2 separate regions of the Homo sapiens genome follow, and region 2 is linked to region 1. A link is an interaction called in ENCODE POLR2A ChIA-PET data of the cell type or tissue named here. Cell type or tissue: Caco-2. All regions are shown on one strand. Each heading gives the region's core, and the rest is flanking DNA. Links, peaks and the distances in the headings are about the cores only.

Evidence for each region. ChIA-PET counts read pairs that join two places held together with the same protein. Peaks named below come from ENCODE experiments on the same cell type or tissue, not always from the same donor. Only the 100,000 strongest peaks of a DNase experiment are listed, where the experiment ranks them.
Region 2: POLR2A ChIA-PET joins it to region 1 with 5 read pairs; 2 of 35 experiments call an interaction of 5 or more read pairs at or near these places.

What each region holds. Positions count from the first base shown.
Region 1 is chr13:97,305,564-97,310,946 of GRCh38, forward strand. All of the region lies in intron 2 of MBNL2 (muscleblind like splicing regulator 2), which reads left to right. Among named protein-coding and RNA genes, the nearest start is that of MBNL2, 86 kb to the left of the region's middle. RefSeq lists an enhancer at 2,810-2,954 and a cis regulatory region at 2,877-2,888. In Caco-2, for the core only: no CTCF peak of the experiment used is centred there; a DNase peak (open chromatin) is centred at 2,619.
Region 2 is chr13:97,398,795-97,404,177 of GRCh38, forward strand. No RefSeq gene overlaps it. Among named protein-coding and RNA genes, the nearest start is that of RAP2A, 33 kb to the right of the region's middle. In Caco-2, for the core only: no CTCF peak of the experiment used is centred there; no DNase peak of the experiment used is centred there.

The sequences.
Region 1 (5,383 bases), core at 213-5,212:
GACCAGCCTGGGCAACATGGTGAAACTCCACCTGTACAAAAAATACAAAAAATTAGCTGGATGTGGTGGCACGCACTTGTAGTTCCAGTGACTCGGGAAGCTGAGGTAGGAGGATCCATTACTTGAGCTTGGGAGGTTGAGGCTGCAGTAAGCCGTGCGCACACCACTGCACTCCAGCCTGGGCAACAGAGGGAGACCCCGTCTCAAAACAAACAAACAAACAAACCAAAAATCCCAGGATTTTTATATTTTTTGTCAGAGTCTCATGATGAGTTTCTTCATGAAAAGTTCAAGATATTTGACAGAGAGCTACCCAAGCAATAATTATTTCTAAGAGGAGCGGAACAGGGAGGAAGGGGAAGAGAAGGGATAAAAAAGGGAACAGAACAAATGTGTTAATTCCAACAGATTCCGGTGGGCCTTTCTCTGCCCTGAGCCCGGAGGTGTCCTGGCATTTTTTGTGCCCTCACTGAGCAGCTTCCACTGCTAGTCTGCACATGTTCCCTTTCTCTCTTCACACAGGGGAAAGGTGGAGAAATGAAAACATTTTCTATGACATTAAAAATCACTTCCTCTCCTCTTTCCCCAGTGTCCCTAACCAGAAGAACCTAACTTAATAGGAGATTTCAGATGACAGAATTGTCCAGTCTTCCTCACCACCACCTCTTAACCCTTGCTCACTGCAGGGCAACCTGGTTGTTGCTCTCAATACTCCACCAACTGCCCTGGATGAAACCACCATTAACTGTTTAATTGCCACATTCATTGATCATTTTTGCAGCCCTTCATTTTATTTGACCTCTCAGCAGTATTTGACACGGTTGAGCACTCTCACTTTTTCTCACTTTCTTCAAACCTTCCCATCTTCTTTCCTCTTCTTCAAGGCACATATTTCTAGAGCCTTCCATTACCCTCTGAGAGCAAACTCATGGTGGTCACTCCTTGCCAGGACTGTGACATAAATGACACCTCTTACATTATATTGCAATGATTTGTAGACATGATGGAGAGGCTGGGACTGGACCACCAGTGTGACTGCCTGGGACATAAATGGGAAACTTACCCCTTGGTGGTCCTCATTTCACTTTCTCCATCTAAGCAAGGAACAAAGAAGCAAATACTTCCAGAAAAACTTGAAGGGCTTCCCAGCACCAGAAAGAGATGAGGAGAATAGGTGTCCTACTTATGAGCTCATTTTTCATGTGGAGGAAACCTGCATGGGAAGTAGACAGCCTTTGGACATTGGTCTCCTGGGGCTCAGTAGAGTCTGGTGTTGTTGCCAGGCAACAAGAACAAGGCTCAAGGACTATAAGTTCTTGTCTAGTTGGGAAGAAAATTTGGATGGATTCTCAAAAGGATTTCAGGAATGTGTGGAGGCTCTGCCTTGGTTGGATCACTCAGTGTTCATGAAGTCTCCTGCATGCCCAGCCCTGTAGACTTTTGATTTTTATCAATATAGCATCTTATTCCTTATTGTTCAAGGCATGTTCCTGTTATCTCCCTGGTTAAATTGAAAACTTTTCTGAAGGAGAGAAAGAAAGTCTAAATCTCGTGGGTTCCATCTCCCAGCATCCAACATAAATAAAAACGTCTTCAATAAAACCATGTTGATTGATTGGTTGATGATTGATTATTTGACCTGCCATCCTAGTTGGTTGTCAGAAATCCTCTCCTTATTTTTCTTGGTGGACACAAGTTTAGTGATACTTGTAGAGGCCAACTTTGCCTTTCAACTTTGAACTTCCATTGATTTTTCCACTGTGTGTGCCAAAGCCTTAAATTGGTTCCAGTTGCTTAAAAGAGATGTATATTTTTCTTCTACACATTTTATGGAAAAAAAAAAACCTGGAGCGTATTTTCCCTAGACTCCACCAAAACCAGATAGTTTTTCCAGAAATGTATGAATGAACAACAAAGTGGTTACTTTGGAAGCCGACATACCGTTATATTGGATTTCAGAAAAGTCAAGTAATCCCATATTTCATGTGATTCCAGGTAAAAGAAAAAATATTTAGTCCACAACAGGAAGGGAAAAATAAATTCAAAAGCTCCCTTGTGCAGATTTGTGATATAAACACTGAAAAATTTAATGTAGCAGCAGTATGACAAATTATATTAGTAAATATGAATTGCTTTTTAGACAAAAGGATATTCATGACATTTTTGCTGTTTAAAGATAAAATGATCTCTTTCTTCTTCATTGAATCATAAAATCTTGGACCTGGAAAAGACTTTAGAGAATTAAATTATTTTCCACCCAAGTGCCAAGATAGTGACTCCTCGAGGGCACGGATCGTATTTTCTGCTCCCTCTTCAAAATGTCCACAGTGCTGAGTCAAACGCTGTGCACTCAGTTCCCTTAAATAACAGTCAATGATGAGAATGCTGTTCACAGATACAGGGGATAAAAACAAAAATCTTATCCTCACTTTCTGGAATTGTGTTTCTCTTTGATAACAACCCATTTTGAGCCATAGAGCTATTATAATAAAAGGGATTACATCTTTGGGATTTTCCTTGTATCACTCATTAAAATGTCATGCAAAGAACCACACTGGTCCTTTTGTTGCTGGACGAACACTGGCTGGCTGCCACATGCCTGCAGGCCCCAGTTCACAGAGGCCCCACACATTGACCTGCTCATTCAAAACTGTTGCGAGGGCTTTACCTTTATATCACCACAGTACAGTGACTTACAATGATTCCAGATCAATACTCCTCTCAGAGTTTGTCTAGGAAGTCCTACCAGCTGTCATGTAAGGGTAATTAACACATCTCTCTCAATTATGCATGCTGGTGGAAGAATTTCAAACATTTGGCTGGATAACAAATCCATCCCCTCTGTTAGAGAAAGGTCATCCCTCTGGCCATCTGGGTATTTACTTTTCTTTAGAAATGAGCTTCATGGAATTTTCTGTTGGAAGGGGAAAATGATGAGGACAAAGGGAATTTCCTAGTAAAAATGATGATGGCCCATTTAACACTGCTCATACCCACACACCAACAATCTTAAATCTTACACCTAATGCTTATTTTATTTATTCCACTATCTACTAACCTACATCATGTGTGGCCTGCCCACTATTATGACAAGAGCTGCTTTAGAGGCCCCTGAAGTTTTATGATGATCGATCTGTATAACAGAATATTTCTTTTTCCTCTGATTTGTTCACAAAAGATACAAGCCTTCACTTTGGGGGAGTTGAGAAAGAAAAGGCACTGAGAGGCATGCAAGGATGAGTAAGTTCCTGCTCTTAAGGAAGGTACAGTCTAGCATCAGGGAACACACAAGTGACTGTGACTATGACAATGGTCATAACCCTTCATTTCTAGCAAGATAAGCAAAAGAAGCCCTGGGAAGGAGGAGACGTTTCTGAGCGGGACTGAGGAGTCATCATGGAGAAAGGGCATCAGAGATGGGCCTGTGGGGGTGAAGTAAGAGGGCAGTCTGTGCAGAAAGAGCCCATGAGCATAGGCGCAGAGGCAGAAAAGTGTGGGTGTGTTTGGAATCTGAGAGTAGCATGGTTGGACTGCAGCATAAAAAACCATGGGGTATGTAGGGAGATAAATAACAACAACACATAGGAACAGGGCTGTGGGGAGCTTGCACGCCCAAGTGAGGAATTTGGACTTTATTTGGTAAGTGGGGACAATGGAAGACTTTGAGCACGGAAATGAAAAATGTCAAAATGACCTTTGCATTCAAGGGCAGTTGCATCACATCTCCCCCAAAATTCATACCTTGAAGTTCAAACCACTGTTGTTGACTGTAACTTACTTGGAGACAGGCCCTTTACAGGGGTGGTCAATTTAAAATGAGGTCATCAGGGTGTCTTAATCCAATATGACTGGTGTCCTTATTGCAAGTAGAAATTTGGACACGGAGATAAGCATAGATGGAAGACAGTGTGAAGAGACAGGAAGAAGATGGCCATCCACAGTCAACAAGAGGGTGCTGGGACGGATCTTTTCCTCAGGGCCCTCAGAAGGAACCAACCCAGCACACACCTTGATCTTGGACTTCTGCCCCTAGAACTGTGAGGGAATAAGGTTCTGTTGTTTGAGCCACCCAGCTTGTAGTACTTGGTTATGGCAGCCCAAGCAAACCAACAGCTGGGAATGAAATAATGTGGGCCTCTCAGAGGATGGTAGCAATGGGAAATTCAGGGAAGAAAGAGAGATGAAAAATATCATAGCGAGAGATGCTTGAGCATGGCTCATGCCATGGGGATTTGAAATTTTAAAATTGTACAGTGTTTCAACCCAACAATAAGAGCTAGCTCTTGTTCATTAGTTGGTTTCATTCAAGTTAACACCAAGAGTAGAAGTTCTTTCCCTTCATTCAAAGAAAAAATAAGATCGAGAATAGCACAGAGAAGGACTATCTGTAATGGAGTATGGGGCAGGCTATGCAAAAGGCGGAATATTGGTGTTTGAACATTCATTTGAAGAGATTTAACCAAAGTGGAGGCCTAGGAGGGTGGTAAGGACAGAGGACTGTCGGGCAGAGGACTTAGCCCCTGGCAGAAATGTCAAGGTGTAAGGCTCAGCAAATAACCAGCTTCTCATGCTGCCTTCAGGGTTCTGATTGGGCTTGCAAAGGCCTGGGTTAGGGTTAGTTCCGGCTCTGACTCCAAAGAGTCGTGTGATCCCAGACAAGTCACGTTCTCTCTCTAGCTTCAGGGTCTGTACCATAAAAAGAGGGGATTGTCCTGGATCATCTTAGAGATTCCAGTGCCAAGAACATTTTCATGATACAATGCTAATTATGTGAAGTTTTATGTTAGATATAATAAATACATGTTTGTATATATGTCTGTGTGTATGTGAGTGAGATTTGTAGCCCTCCTATTTCTTTTTTTTTTTCTTTTTTTTCTTTTTTTTGAGACGGAGTCTCACTCTGTTGCCCAGGCTGGAGTGCAGTGGCGCGATCTCGGCTCACTGCAAGCTCCCCATCCCAGGTTCACGCCATTCTCCTGCCTCAGCCTCCTGAGTAGCTGGGACTACAGGCACCCGCCACCATGCCTGGCTAATTTTTTGTATTTTTAGTAGAGACAGGGTTTCAGCGTGTTAGCCAGGATGGCCTCCATCTCCTGACCTTGTGATCCACCTGCCTCAGCCTCCCAAAGTGCTGGGATTACAGGAGTGAACCACTGAGCCCGGCCTATAGCCCTCCTGTTTCTAAAAGGAATTTGAAAGAACTTTTGAAATTCAGCATCTTTTTTTTTTTTTTTTTTTTAAAGAACAACTAAGTAGAAAATCAACCCAAAGGAAAAGAGAAACATATTACCGGTCACCTGAGATGAACTCTTTATTAGATAGAACTTTAGCTCTGAGTTTCCTGGCAGTTAAGGTAAAAAGAAAAACATGTGCTCATTGTCTG
Region 2 (5,383 bases), core at 320-5,319, 93 kb after region 1:
CATAGCTATAATAAGGGGGGTTGAATAAAGATTGCTTTCTATAGATTGCAAAGAATTAATAAAATATTTCGATCATGGTTTCTGTTGCTTTTCAGTTAGGAGACATGACCCACAGGGAATGTGATGGCCAAAGCCACAATGCCTCAGGGAGAGCCTTATGTTTGTTTGTTTGTTTCTGTTTTGTCTGCAGAATGAAGCAATTGGAATACAAGATCTTTTAACTTCCATTCTGGATACAACAATCTGTGATTTATCAACATCTAGCACATTTCTGACTGAACTCAACATTTATTGTACTTGGTAATTTTGATTTGCAAATATATTTCATTGTTTATAAGTTTGCATTGACCAGACTAATTTTACTTAGCCTGTGTTGTAGGGGTAGGCCCTTGCTTTCTTTCAATACACATAAGAAACTTCAGTAACCCTTCCTAAGACGTCATAGTCAAGTTTGGCCCAAAAGGCCAAGTGGGCTGTCTGCAGCTAGAACAAATATATCTAGCATTTTTTGTACCCTTATATTGTGATAACCTCTTAACATGAAGTGTCTCATTTAATCTTTACAATAAATTGAATGATTGATTCTATTATGAGCATCCCTATTTATAGATGAGAAAACTGAGGACTAGAAACTTTAGATAACTTAACAAGTCACAAAGTTTGTAGTGAAGTGAAGATTCAAACACAGCCAGTCTGCCTCTAGATCCCTAGTGTTTTGCTACCTTATTACTCCAAATGTGGTCCTTGAGCCAGCCACAGGACTACCTGAAGACTTGCTAGAAATGCAGAATCCCAGGCTGCACCCCAGACCTACTCCCAAGGGACCCATATGCACATTAAAGTCTGAGAAGTGGTGCTGTGGTACTCAGGACCAATCCCCCTTCAGATACTCTATTGACTCTGCAAAGCAGTGAATGAAGACCAATGACAACACTGGACCATTTTGATGTTCCTTGTTAGTAACAATTCAAAAGAATTGTCATTGGATGCAAAGACATCCAAAGACATCATATGTCTCTAATTTTACTCTTGTTCCTTCTTGATCTGCTCTCCCTCCACATGGCAGCCAGCACTTTCATAAAATAGAAATCAGATCACGGCATCATTCCCATCAGAGATGGATCCAGGCTTTGTGAGGCTGGAAACTTATAAAACTGGGGAAGGGAGTTCTTAAAGAAAAAGAACCCCCAAATAAATATAAAGTTAAATACAAAACTAAATATATAGAAAAGCCATTTTTATAAATTATCCATTGGACACACTACTATGATACGTTTAATTTAAATTTCTCACGGCATCGCCTTTGATTACATCCTCATATAACACTTTTTTGTAATATCATTTCCTATACAGATAACAAAAAGGTAATTCAATCTTACTTGTAGTGTGGTTGGAAGAAATTTGCTTTTTAATGTAGATGTTTTTGTATTGATAATTTAACATGCAACTTCACACATATACATACGCACACGTATCCTCACTGCTTATCATACAAACACAAGAATTCTAAGTTCTATTTTACACAATTCTTATTTGAAAAGGAAAAAAATTGGCATTTATAATTGTGCTTTGTTATCCTAAAAGATAAGTATAAATAAAGAATAAATCCTCTGCTTAGAATTGTAGGCATCTGATGACTAGAATGTCCCATGGACTAGCATTCACCACATATACCTCAAATCGTTTCCTTTCCACTACCTGCTTACTCCCAGGGCTGAGTGCTGTAAGACACACTCACATTGCGATGAAAACCAATGGTCGTACACTGTACTTCATGTCATAGTACTGGGTAAGCAGCACCTATACTGAGATGGCTAACAACATTAGCCAAACACAGAAATGGCTATGAGCCATGTAACTGTATTTCACCAAGCCCAAGCTAGATGTATACCAGTCAACTTCTTTGGAGCCAAAGATCAAAAATGACTATGGCCAGTCCAATGCCACTCCACAAAAGGGAGTGTGATGGAACAGATGTCAGTATGGAAAAAGAGAGTGGTCCTAAACAATTGCCAATTTTATAAAACCATGACCTTGCATGACCTTGAACACATACAAAGCTACAAAAGCTACAGTTCCTCCCAGGTTTGGTTTTCTTTTCGTTTTCTTTCTGTTTTTTTTTTTTTTTTTTTTTTTTTGAGACGCGGTCTTGCTCTGTTGCCCAGGCTGGAGTGCAGTGGCATGATCTCAGCTTACTGCAACCTACTCCTCCAGGGTTCAAGCGATTCTCCTGCCTCAGCCTCCTGAGTATCCGGGATTACAAGAGCATGCCACCACACCTGGCTAATTTTTGTATTTGTAATACAGACTGGATTTTACCATGTTGGTCAGGGTGGTCTCAAACTCCTGACCTCATGATCTGCCCACCTCAGCCTCCCAAAGTGCTGAGATTACAGGTGTGAGCCACCTCCCAGGTTCTTAAAAGGACTCACACAAGTGGTAGGTCCTGAAGCTTAAGCTTCATTAGTTTCATGGCAAATCTGCCTCTATCCTCTATTTTAAACAAACAAGTAACAATGACAAGAAACTTTCACTCTTCTCTGACTTCCCACTGCTCTTAGGATAAAATTCAACCACTTTGCCCTGACCGACACCTTCTCCAACCTCATCCATTACCATGTTCCCCTGAGCAAACTACCATCTAACCCCTCTGAATGCTTCCATTTCTCAAAGGACACAGAGTTCTTTCTGCCTCCTGAATTCCCTTCCTTCTGCCTGAAATGCTTGTCTTCTCTCTTGGGTCGTAGCAAAATCATTTTCTTCTGAAGGCGATATGACCTCATCCCAGACCTCAGGTGGCATATTTCATCTCTGCACTATGTTTATTGCTGCCATAGCAGCTATCACATTGTGTAACCATCTTGCTCATCTCTGTATCAGTTGCATTATCTGCCTCTCATTGGAATTTAATCTCTGTGATGGTAGGTCCCTTGCTTTGTTCACCACCTTTATTAGTCAGTTTTCATGCTGCTGATAAAGATGTACCTGAGACTAGGTAATTTATAAAGAAGAAGAGGTTTAACGGACTCACAGTTCCACTTGGCTGGAGAGGCCTTACAATCGTGGTGGAAGGTGAAAGGCACATCTTACATGGTGGCAGGCAAGAAAGAATGAGAGCCAAGCGAAAGGGGAAACCCATTATAAAATCATCAGATCTCATGAGACTTATTCACTACCATGAGAACAGTATGGGGGAAACTGCCTCCATGATTCAATTATCTCCTACTGGTTCCCTCCCATAACATGTGGAAATTATGGGAGCTACAATTCAAGATGAGATTTGGGTGGGGACACAGTCAAGCTACATCACCACCATATCCCCTTTGCTCACAACGGTGTCAGAACACAGCAGACTTCAATTCGTATTTGTTGAGTGAATCATTAGTAAATCTGGGATGTCAGAAGAGATAGGCATAAATAAAAAATCTAAAACTATGAAATTAAAATAGTGATTCAATACATTTGCTACACCCACTCTACATTCTTGGCTAAGGAGCTAAGCAGAGATCCACTTATTTAACAAGTATTTTTGAGCCTCTAATGCGTGTATTACAAAATGCTAGAAAACATGAAAAACAAAGGGCTTATTTCCTTATTAGATTGTAAACAATCTGAAACCATCATAGTCTTGCTATAATTTACAGAAAGAAAAAAACAAACAAATGGAAACAAAATACATGATACATATTGAGATATCTCATGACGAGTTCCAAATTATTAAATAGTGAATGTCATGGGCGATTGGTGAGAGCTGGAGATGTGATGGAAGTCTCCCTAGAGAAGTCTCTTGAAATGGATCTGGAGAAGTGGTAAATACAGAAATTGGCCAAGCGAGAAGCCTGAGAAGCAATAGGAATAAAAATGCACAGGTGGGTGATTAGAATGGATGGGGGTTCTATGCTCAAAGGAGGGAGTGGCACACAAAAAACGGGGGGGGGGGGGACATTGGCTTTTGCAAGACAGCCAGAACCGAAAAAGTGAATAGCAGAGTGGAGCTGCAGTGTGCTGTCAGATCCTCCTGCAGACTGAAGTACTTACTCTGCAGGGTCCAGGAGTGCTGCAGCAGTCAGTTCTTCTGGAATTGCATTAACTAAAGAGAAATGCCTGATCCAAAGTCTCACTCCGTCTCCTCGCATGCCCCTTGTCCAGTTGGTTGAAGGAAGAGGATGAAGGCCCACAACCTTGCCCCAAATCAGAGTAACTCTGAAGAGTCATCCTCAGGTGTTCATGGGGCCAGCTGAGGCCTTTTTGAGACTGCAACAGAGCCCAGCTTCTCCTTCTGCCTCACTGTGCTTCCTGCCCTCCCTTCCACATGGGTTGGTCCCAGGTGTCTTCCCTAAAAATCTTCATGCCCACTGGTCCCCACCTCAGAGATGACTTCCCAGGGAATCCAAACTGCTATCAATAGGTAAATCCATCATTTGTCAATTCCATTATTGAAGCACTTGATTTTCTTTCAACTGATGCAAGAAATAGATTTTAAATTCATAATTCGATTCTTTTTTGACAAAGAAAATAATTTGCCTGTAAATGTATCTTGCCTAAGATAGTACTAAATTAATCACAAAGAAGAAAAAGGAGAATGATGAAAAGAAAGAACTCAAAGCTGAAATATTTTTTATTATGATTTCAAAAAGTAGCAAATTTTCACACATTTTAAGGAGAAATATAGCCTTTAAAAAAAAAAGGCACTAGTAAAAGTCATGTTTCACTTGGTCCAATTTTTTTTTAGTCTTTTACATTCCTGAGCCCTGTGGCAATACTTCTTTCAAAAGAAACCAGAAAAAATAACCAAATTAATTCTATGTAAGCCAGGTATCATCATATAAGATGAAAGTTTGTATTTGTTCAATACAATTCTGGAACTAAATTCAATTGTAGAACACAAGGGATATAAAACTCTAGAATCTGGTCTACCCAACCCATCAAAGCCATTTCACAGCTAACTGAAGTGATTTGTCTATGTTGTTACATATTGTCTGCAAGCTTGAGTGGGGCACACTTGGGAATTAATACAGTTGATGGGTACTATTGATAAAAGCAACCCTTAAGAAAGCAACGAGTAATTAAAGAAACACATATCAGTGTTCAGATAATCCCAACTCCTTCAAGAGTCATCAATATGTTTTGAAAGCAAACGATATATGAGGCGGTTTTACTCTGGTAAAAATCCTTACAGAGGTCAATTAACATATTTAGGGCATGAGCTGATTGCTAGCTGTGGACACAGGGACTATAACTTTTACATGTTCTACTCACAGGAGCCACTGCAGGAGACAGGAAACTGGGTTAATATGAGAACCCTTTGTTGATCATTGGTCTGTGCTACCACTCACTAACCACACTTCATTCTGCGATCCTAAAAGGCAATAGGTATAGTGTT